Linked DNA regions of Homo sapiens: region 2 is linked to region 1. Evidence: chromatin loops called from intact Hi-C (ENCODE). Cell type or tissue: heart right ventricle. All regions are shown on one strand. Links, peaks and the distances in the headings refer to the core of each region. The heading gives the core; the rest is flanking DNA. Region 1 overlaps ARNT (aryl hydrocarbon receptor nuclear translocator). Region 2 overlaps PRPF3 (pre-mRNA processing factor 3).

The links. Hi-C counts contacts between places; a loop is a spot of excess contacts. Peaks named below come from ENCODE experiments on the same cell type or tissue, not always from the same donor. Only the 100,000 strongest peaks of a DNase experiment are listed, where the experiment ranks them.
Region 2: it touches region 1 in a loop (4-fold over the local background); 5 of 110 quality-filtered maps call a loop at or near these places.

Annotation. Positions count from the first base shown.
Region 1 is chr1:150,832,601-150,837,000 of GRCh38, reverse strand. ARNT (aryl hydrocarbon receptor nuclear translocator) reads left to right here. Exons shown (of 22, transcript NM_001668.4): 7 at 508-721; 8 at 2,361-2,463. Among named protein-coding and RNA genes, the nearest start is that of CTSK, 27 kb to the right of the region's middle. RefSeq lists a cis regulatory region at 588 and an enhancer at 516-660. In heart right ventricle, for the core only: no CTCF peak of the experiment used is centred there; no DNase peak of the experiment used is centred there; H3K27ac peaks cover 670 bases.
Region 2 is chr1:150,342,944-150,347,343 of GRCh38, reverse strand. PRPF3 (pre-mRNA processing factor 3) reads right to left here. Exons shown (of 16, transcript NM_004698.4): 10 at 3,892-4,035; 11 at 3,083-3,182; 12 at 2,797-2,910; 13 at 1,208-1,326; 14 at 853-936. Among named protein-coding and RNA genes, the nearest start is that of RPRD2, 19 kb to the left of the region's middle. In heart right ventricle, for the core only: no CTCF peak of the experiment used is centred there; no DNase peak of the experiment used is centred there.

The DNA.
Region 1 (4,400 bases), core at 172-4,171:
TCTGCTTCCCAGGCTCAGGTGATCCTCCCACCTCAGCCTCCGGAGTAGCTGGGACTACAGGCGTGTGCCACCACACCTGGCTAGTTTTGTTTTTGTTTTTGTTTTGTTTTGTTTTGTTTGTTTGTAAAGATGGAGTTTCGCCCCATTGCCTAGGCTGGTCTTGAACTCCTGGACTCAGTGACCCTCCCACTTTGACCTCCCAAAGTGCTGGGATTACCGGCGGGAGCCGCTGTGCCTAGCCCAAGCCTTTTTATTCTTCTTGAATCCTGAGATAGAGAGGAAGAGGTGGATAGTGACATAGAGAAAGTGAGGAAACATGTATTAGAAAAAACTTTCTTATCGATGAACTACATTTAGGGTGGAAACCTGTGGCTGTGGATCAGGTGTGAACCAGCAGTTGCTTACGGAGAGATGCATGTGGCCTGAAGTGTCTTACTTCTTCCTGTGAATAGAAATACTTGTTTTTTCAGAGTAAAATATTAACTTCTATTTCTTTTTCTTGCGCAGGAACTGAAACATTTGATCTTGGAGGCAGCAGATGGCTTTCTGTTTATTGTCTCATGTGAGACAGGCAGGGTGGTGTATGTGTCTGACTCCGTGACTCCTGTTTTGAACCAGCCACAGTCTGAATGGTTTGGCAGCACACTCTATGATCAGGTGCACCCAGATGATGTGGATAAACTTCGTGAGCAGCTTTCCACTTCAGAAAATGCCCTGACAGGTGAGAGTTATGTGTATGGGAAATGAATGAGAAGTCCTTTCTTGTTTTTTTCCTGAGACTTAAGAGATGTTTTAGCTGTTAAATTGGTTTGTTGACTCTGGCAAGGCTTCAAGAATTTTCTACTTTAATGAATATAGTCAGTTCTTTTTATCCATATGAGATTATCTACTTTGTGGCTCAGCCTTAGAAAATATTTCATTGGTGATAATATTTTACATTTATCTTAATATTGGTATAAATAGAACAGTAAAAGCCAAACCTACAATACTTTTTTTTTTCCGTTCTAAAAGAATTATCCATGTTTTTATCTCATTTGTATGGATAATTATCTGGTATTTTTTCTACCTCCTGGTGCTTGGCTTTGTGCTAGGTTCAATGATAACAGCTTTTTATTCTATAGATATGGTTATTGGTCAATGTATAAGGTGTTTTCTGTTGTTGTTGTTGTTGTTGTTTGTATCTGTACTGTTGTTCTTTTTTTCTCCCCTATTTTATTATGTTCAGTCTTTTGGCCAGAGTTTGGCTAGAGGAAACAAGTCATATCTATTCTTGAGCAACTCTAGAAAAAAATTTAAAGTGGAAGCAGATAAAAAAACTGGTAGTTAAAATGCAAGAAATTTCAATATACTCATATTAGTGTTGTTGATCTTTAGTTTTCCTCCTTTTTTCCCACCCAAAAAAGAGACAGGGTCTCTCTCTTGCCTAGGCTGGAGTACGGTGGCACATCATAGCTTACTGTAATCTTGAACTCTTCTGGGCTCAGTAATCTGCCTGCTTACAGCTTCTTGAGTAGCTAGGAGTAGTTCATGTCACCACACTTGACCAATTTTTAAATTTTTTGTAGAGACAGGTTCTGTCTGTTGCCCAGACTGGTCTCAAACTCCTGGCCTTCAGCATTCCTCCTCCCATCTTGGCTTCTCAAAGGGCTGGGATTATCGGCATGAGCCACCACACTTGACCAGTTTTCCCCTCCTTTATGTTTTTATGATTTCATTTTTCTAGTTCTTCCTTTTCCCCAAAAGTTGTTCTTCGTTTCTGTATAATAAAGAAGACAAACAGATCTATATGTTTCTATAACATATAAAATTACTTGGTTTTTTTCTTTTTAAAATTTTTTCTTTTTATTCTTTTTTTTTTTTTTGAGACAAGGTCTTGCTTTATTGCTGAGGCTAGAGTACAGTGACTCTTCACAGGCACAGTCATAGCACACTACAGCCTCAAACTCCTGCCCTCAAGCAGTCCTCCTGCCTCAGCCTCCTGATTAGCTGGGACTACAGAAAAGTACTTGTTTTTCAACCAATGACATTTACTCTGTATGTATGTCTGTATGTGTATACAGATAATCAGCTATGAGAATATAGCCTTGCCTCTTGTTTTCTACTACTACTTTCCACTCCTACTTTTCCTTGCACAATGTTATTTTCAATGCTGCCTTTGAACTTAAGAGTGAGATTCATTGATGATAATTGAAGTATTTTAGGCTTGAAAAAAAATTCATCTCCTGCTTGGTCAGTTCTGTTATAAGCAAGGAGATTAAGGGCATGAATAGGATGCTTACTTATCTTTGCCTTCAGTATCTCTCCCCCTCTTCCCCACACACAAAAATGCACTCCAGACTGCTCTTCACATCTTCCTTCAGGGCGTATCCTGGATCTAAAGACTGGAACAGTGAAAAAGGAAGGTCAGCAGTCTTCCATGAGAATGTGTATGGGCTCAAGGAGATCGTTTATTTGCCGAATGAGGTGAGTGTCAAGCTGAGGATTGTGATTTGGTATAGGAAGGATCAAGAGCTGAGAGTTTTATTTCTGTCAGAGTTAAGTTGGATTAGCTCCAGTGGATTAAATTTAACTCTCCATACCCAGATGGATTGTAACACAGAATAAAGTATTTGGAAAGGGAACTAACGTTTCTGAACTTGCCAGACACTATGATAGGTGCTTTATATCTGTCATCTTATTTTATCCTCACAATTGCCTTGTAGTGTAAGATTGATGGTTACCATTTTGCAGATGGAAAAACAGATATAAAGAAATGAACTTGGCCAGGTGCAGTGGCTCAAGGCTGTAATCCCAGCACTTTAGGAGGCTGAGGCGAGTGGATCACCTGAGGTCAGGAGTTTGAGACCAGCCTGGCCAACATGGTGAAACCCCATCTCTACTAAAAAAAAACAACAACAAAATTAGACGGGCGTGGTGGCGTGCGCCCATAATCCCAGCCACTTGGAGGCTGAGGCAGGACAATTGCTTGAACCCAGGAGGTGGAGGTTGCAGTGAGCCGAGATTGTGCCATTACACTCCAGCCTAGGCAAAAAGAGTGAAACTCTGTCTCAAAAAAAAAAAAAAGAAAAAGAAAAAGAAATGAATTTCCCACTGTTACATACTGTTTGATACAGGATTTTGTTTTAATTCATAGTAGTCTGACTACAAAACCTCTACTTTTTCCCTGTTACAACACAAGGCAATATCCATTTACTCAGACCATTTCTTCTTTTTTTTTTTGGTTAGAAATTTGAGACTTCCTATGTCTTTCAGTAGGTGTTTAGTGTTTATAAATTATATACTGTACGTTTTAGGATTCTGTAGAAAATATGGTGGTCCTTTCTATACAGGTACAAAAGGCATCTCAGGGTCACAAAGTTCAGGCTATATAATGGAAATTGACTACATTGTACTGAGAGGATAGTTGCTAGAAATTATGGGTAGGATATTAAAGGTTTGCTTGGAGAGGCACAAAATTGAACATTATGTGGTTTAGTGATTTATTTTTATTTTTATTTATTTATTTTTTTGAGACAGAGTCTTGCTCTGTTGCCCAGGCTGGAGTGCAGTGGCATGATCTTGGGTCATTACAACCTCTACCTCCTGGGTTCAAGCGATTCTCATGCCTCAGTTTCCTGAGTAGCTGGATTGCCACCACAGCTGGCTAATTTTTGTATTTTTAGTAAAACAGTGTTTCACCATGTTGGCCAGGCTGGCCTCAAACTCTTGACCTCAAGTGATTCGCCTGCGTCAGCCTCCCAAAGTGCTGAGATTACAGGCCTGAACCACTGCACCCAGCGTGTAATTTAGAGTAGCTTCTAGACCCAGACTGCTGGATTTTGTTTTAATCCATATTCTATGGATTTGAATTCTAGCTTTGATGCTATCTTCTGAAACCTTGGATGATTACATGACTACATTGTGCTTTGATTTCATCATCTCACATTGGCGATAATGTTAATACTGACTTTATAAAGTTGTTATGAAGATTAGATGAATTAATATATGTAAAGATATTTAGAACAGAGCATGACACATATTAACCCTATGTAAGTTTTATTTTTGTTTTAAAGGATAGGGAGAGGGAAAGTAGCATTGGCAGGAGTATCCCAATATGTGGACATGGCTAATGCAAAGACATAGGCAAGAGCAAGATAATAATGAACTGTAGCAATTACATTAAGTTGTGGTTAATGTAGAGCAGGAGTAAGCAAACCACAGCCCTTTATTTGTAAATAAAGTTTTATTGGAACATAGCCATGCCCATATTTTTACATATTATCTATGGCTATTTTCATGCTATAATGCTAGAGTTGACTAGTTGCAACAGACTTTCTGGCCCGCAAAGCTGAAAATATGTACTATCTGGTCCTTTACAGAAAAAGCTTGCCAACTCTTGATGTTGAGAATGTTTGCATATG
Region 2 (4,400 bases), core at 251-4,250, 490 kb after region 1:
TGTATGTGTGTGTATTGTGTGTATGTGTATGTGTGTGTACATGTGTGTATGTATGTGTGTGTGTGTGTATGTATGTGTATGTGTGTATATATATATATCAGACAAAAGAAATAGTTTGATCAAAGCAGAGCTTTTTTGACCTGAAGATCTTTTTGGCTTCAATCCTTAAAAAAAAAAAAATCAAATAATAATATAATATAGACACTGTACACATGAATGTATAGCTTACTAGATTTGCTTTTTCTTTTTTTTGAGACAGGGTCTCATTCTGTCACCCAGGCTGGATTGCAGTGGCACGATCACAGCTTACTGCAGCCTCGACCTCCCCAAGCTCAAGTGATCCTCCCACCTCAGCTTCCTGAGTAGCTGGGAATACAGGTGTGTGCCACCACATCCAGCTAATTTTTGTACTTTTTGTAGATATGGGGTTTCACCACGTTGTTTGCCCAGGCTGGTCTCGAACTCCTGGCCTCAGGCAATCTGCCCGCCTCAGCCTCCCAAAGTGCTAGGATTACAGGCATGAGCCACCATGCCTAGCTGCTTGCTGAATTTTCAAATACTGAATAAATTCATGTAACCGGTACTCAGATCCAGGACAGACACAGAAACCAGCTGGTAGAAAAGCCTTAAATGATAGGCAAAAAAATAGCTTTACCATTCATGCATATAATCATGTAGTAAATATTGTATGAATGTCTAGGAGGCTCAAAGTCTAAACGGGTCTTTCTAAAATTCCTGAACACTATCTAGTGTTATCAAGAGTGTCACAGGGAGGAAATAAGATGAACGGACAGATGCACCATCCCCACCTCCCATAGCTCTCCCCCTTAATCCCCTCTAACCCCCATTCACCATCTCCCTTTGTGTTAGATGTCTGTTCATCCCACTTTATCCGATGCAGCATAAGACGCTTAAATTTCTTCTGGGCCTTGGGGCCTGGAAACAGAGAAGAATAATTTTGCCAGAACTGTGGAAGATGATGGGGTAGAAAGAACCTCTGAGCTCAGACATTAATGTGGTAGTTGAAGCAATCTCAGGAACCACATCTTAGGGCCTTCTACTCCAAAAAACACAGAAGCAGAGACCTAGCATATTATATCAGGTATGGCACTAAAATACGATCTTTTTCTCCTTTCTCCCCACAATGCTAATCACTCTAAGCCTAGGGTTGTCTGGGGACAGTCTCCCTCAAGTTTTTCAGACTCACCCCCTTCCACTACTACCACGTTGACATCCTTGTGCAGTACCACCACCCCTGTCAGGTACAGTTGCCCAGCATTGGCTTCAATCTTGAACTTCTTGGCTGGGTTGCTCAAATTTCGAACTCTGGAGAAGGGAAAGTTTAGTTATGTCTTCCATTTTAGCATCAGCAGCTGCCTGAATGGAGTGGCAAGTAAAAAGATGAATCCAAAATGGTTTCCTCTCTATAAACAAAGGCCTCTGGAGTAAACAAATAGATGAATGCTTAAAAGGTAGAGTTGATGAGTCTAGAAATATTTCCACACTCTTACATTTCTTCAAAGTCTAGCACTTTACATTAACCATTACATTACTAACCAAAGTTTACTCTAAGAGTCAGGGAGAGGTATTTACTATCATCCAAAAATACTTACAATCTCATTGTTCTTGACAATGTAAAGACCTACAGACTTTTTGTCCTCTAGACCCTTAGACTCTTATAATATAGGATTACTTGGCTGGGTGCGGTGGCTCATGCCTGTAATCCCAGCACTTTGGGAGGCCAAAGTGGGCAGATCACGAGGTCAGGAGTTTAAGACCAGCCTGGCCAACATGGTGAAACCCCATCTCTACTAAAAATACAAAAATTAGCCGGGCGTGGGGGTGCGTGCCTGTAATCCTAGCTACTCAGGAGGCTGAGGCAGGAGAATTGCTTGAACTTGGGAGGCAGAGGTTGCAGTGCGCTGAGATCGCGCCATTGCACTCCTGCCTGGGCAACAAGACTGAAACTCCGTCTCAAAATAAATAAATAAATAAATAAAATATATATATAGGATCACTATATAGGCATGAAAATTTTCTAGGAGGATATGTGAAAAACTGTTAATAGCAATTACCTAAAGAGAGTGGTTCTAAGGGATCAGAGAATAGAAAGGAGACATTTTGAGTAAGTATTCTTCTGTGTTGTCAGACAATTTTTTAAATCTTAATAAGCATTCACTATTTTTGTGATAATGTACCACTTTTATAATAAAGAACTAGTTAATAGAAATAAGCACATTTTAAAAATAGAAGATACACATGTACTCAACATAAAAGAATAAAAACATTAAATCAACACAAAGGTAGAAAAATATTTACAACATATAAAATGCATTTTGGAGTGAGGATGAAACACAGCAATACATCAGGGTAAGGATATGACTACGGAGGAAAGAAAATTTGTAATGCTTCCATGGATGTTGGAAGCAAACTCAGACCATTTAAAAAAAAAAAGATGAAAAAAAAAAGAAATAGGATGATATTTTATAGTTCTCAAAGGACATACAATCTTTAGTTCACATCTTGGCCTGAACAAGTATATTGACTTGTTCAGAACTAATATTCTGGTAAAAAAAAAAAGAAGACTTGAGAGGGAAGAACTGGGTAACCATAAACATAAGTCATTAACTCTCGCTATTTTACAAGATTTACTAGCTCTTGATCCACACTAGGGTCATTAAAAGAGAGTAGGAACTGGTGTTAGGTATGCTTTTAGGCCACAATGATTCTGCCTCAAGCACTTGGAAAATGTTTTAGTAATTCTAAGGGGAAGTTTGGCCCAGTATGGACACCTACCTATATACAGATATGTGTACCCCCTGTGAAATGTCTTCTTTAAGCTTTTTAATTTTCTTGACCTTTCTCTGTTCTGCTGTGAGTTTTCGGGCAGCGTTGGCCTCTTCATGCGCTCTGTCGTGACAGGAAGGACATCCACAAGTGAGAAAGGCATTGAAGATCAGAGGCAGGGCTGAGGGAAAGAGAGAGCAACGGAGAACTCTCCCCTCCCTCCAAATATGGACCCCCCAGAAGAGTTTGGGAAAGGTACTTGCCCGAGGTTTCCACCCAATCCCATGGCACTTACTTCTGTCTTTTTGCCATCTGAGCTCTGACGTGGGCTTCTACCTTCGTGGGGTCTTGAACAGCTTCTGTTCCTAATACTCGCATCAAATTAGAAATTCTCACTGCAGTGAAGAGAGGACAACAATCAGTCTTTGAAGTCACTTCTCCAGCTGGAGTAACTTGTTATTTCTTCCATACCAATTCATATTATTTACCTATTTCAAATCTCTGCTCTAAACTCACTTCCTCCAATAACTCCTATCTTGAAAATCCCATCCAATCACTTCAGCATTTGCAGAAGTTCACACAATTAAGTTGAAGATTGGTATGCATTTACATTATCTGAAAATTTATGAAGGACGTGGAACTTAATTCCTTTCATATTTTTCACACTGATCACAGCATCTAGTGAAAGAGCTTATAAATAATAGTGCTCAGTCAAAATACTGCTGAACGAGAATGTAACTACAGGGTCAAGTTTTTTATCCTGTACTTTCATTGTAAAAATTAAAACATTAAGAATTATGTACATAAAAAGTCTACGCAAATACTGCAACTACTATCTCCATGAATTTCAAGACCTGTATTCTTCCAGGAAAACCAGAGTGTTGTATGATCAGTATGCTTAAAAATAAGCCATAAATGGCCTCTATAATGAATGTGTTGACCTATCTTAATATGAAAAGATGGTAGAAAACTTGGAGAAAAAGGACCCCAAGAATAATTCTTAGAAACAGAAATCACTCAAACACAGAGATGTTAAAGTTCCTCCAGGATTAAAGACATAAACTTGCCACTCTTTTTAACAGAAGAGGCCACTGAGAAATGCACCTTTGGGTTCTGGAGGAGGCATCAGGCCCAGCCTGACTTTTTCTTGTAGTTCCTTCTGTGCTTCCCTCCTTGTTTGTCTCCGAAGTTTTTTCTGTTCCTTCTTGGTAAGATATACTCCCAGAGTAACTGGTGTGTCATTGTCAACTGTCAGGCAGAGATATTAGTATACCAAAGCAGTAAGAATACATATATATATATATATATTTTTTTTTTTTCTCTCTCTCACTCTGTCACCCAGGTTGGAGTGCAATGGCACGATCTCAGCTCACTGTAGCCTCTGCCTCCTGGGTTCAAGTAATTCTCCTGCCTCAGCCTCCCGAGTAGCTAGGATTACAGGCACACGCCACCATGCCTGGCTAATGTTTGTATTTTTAGTAGAGATGGGGTTTCACCATGTTGGCCAGGCATGAGCCACCAGGCCCGGACAGCAATAAAAATATTAAAGAAACCTAGGTAAATATCAATATCATTAAAAGAAACTTTAGGCTGGACACAGTGGCTTATGCCTG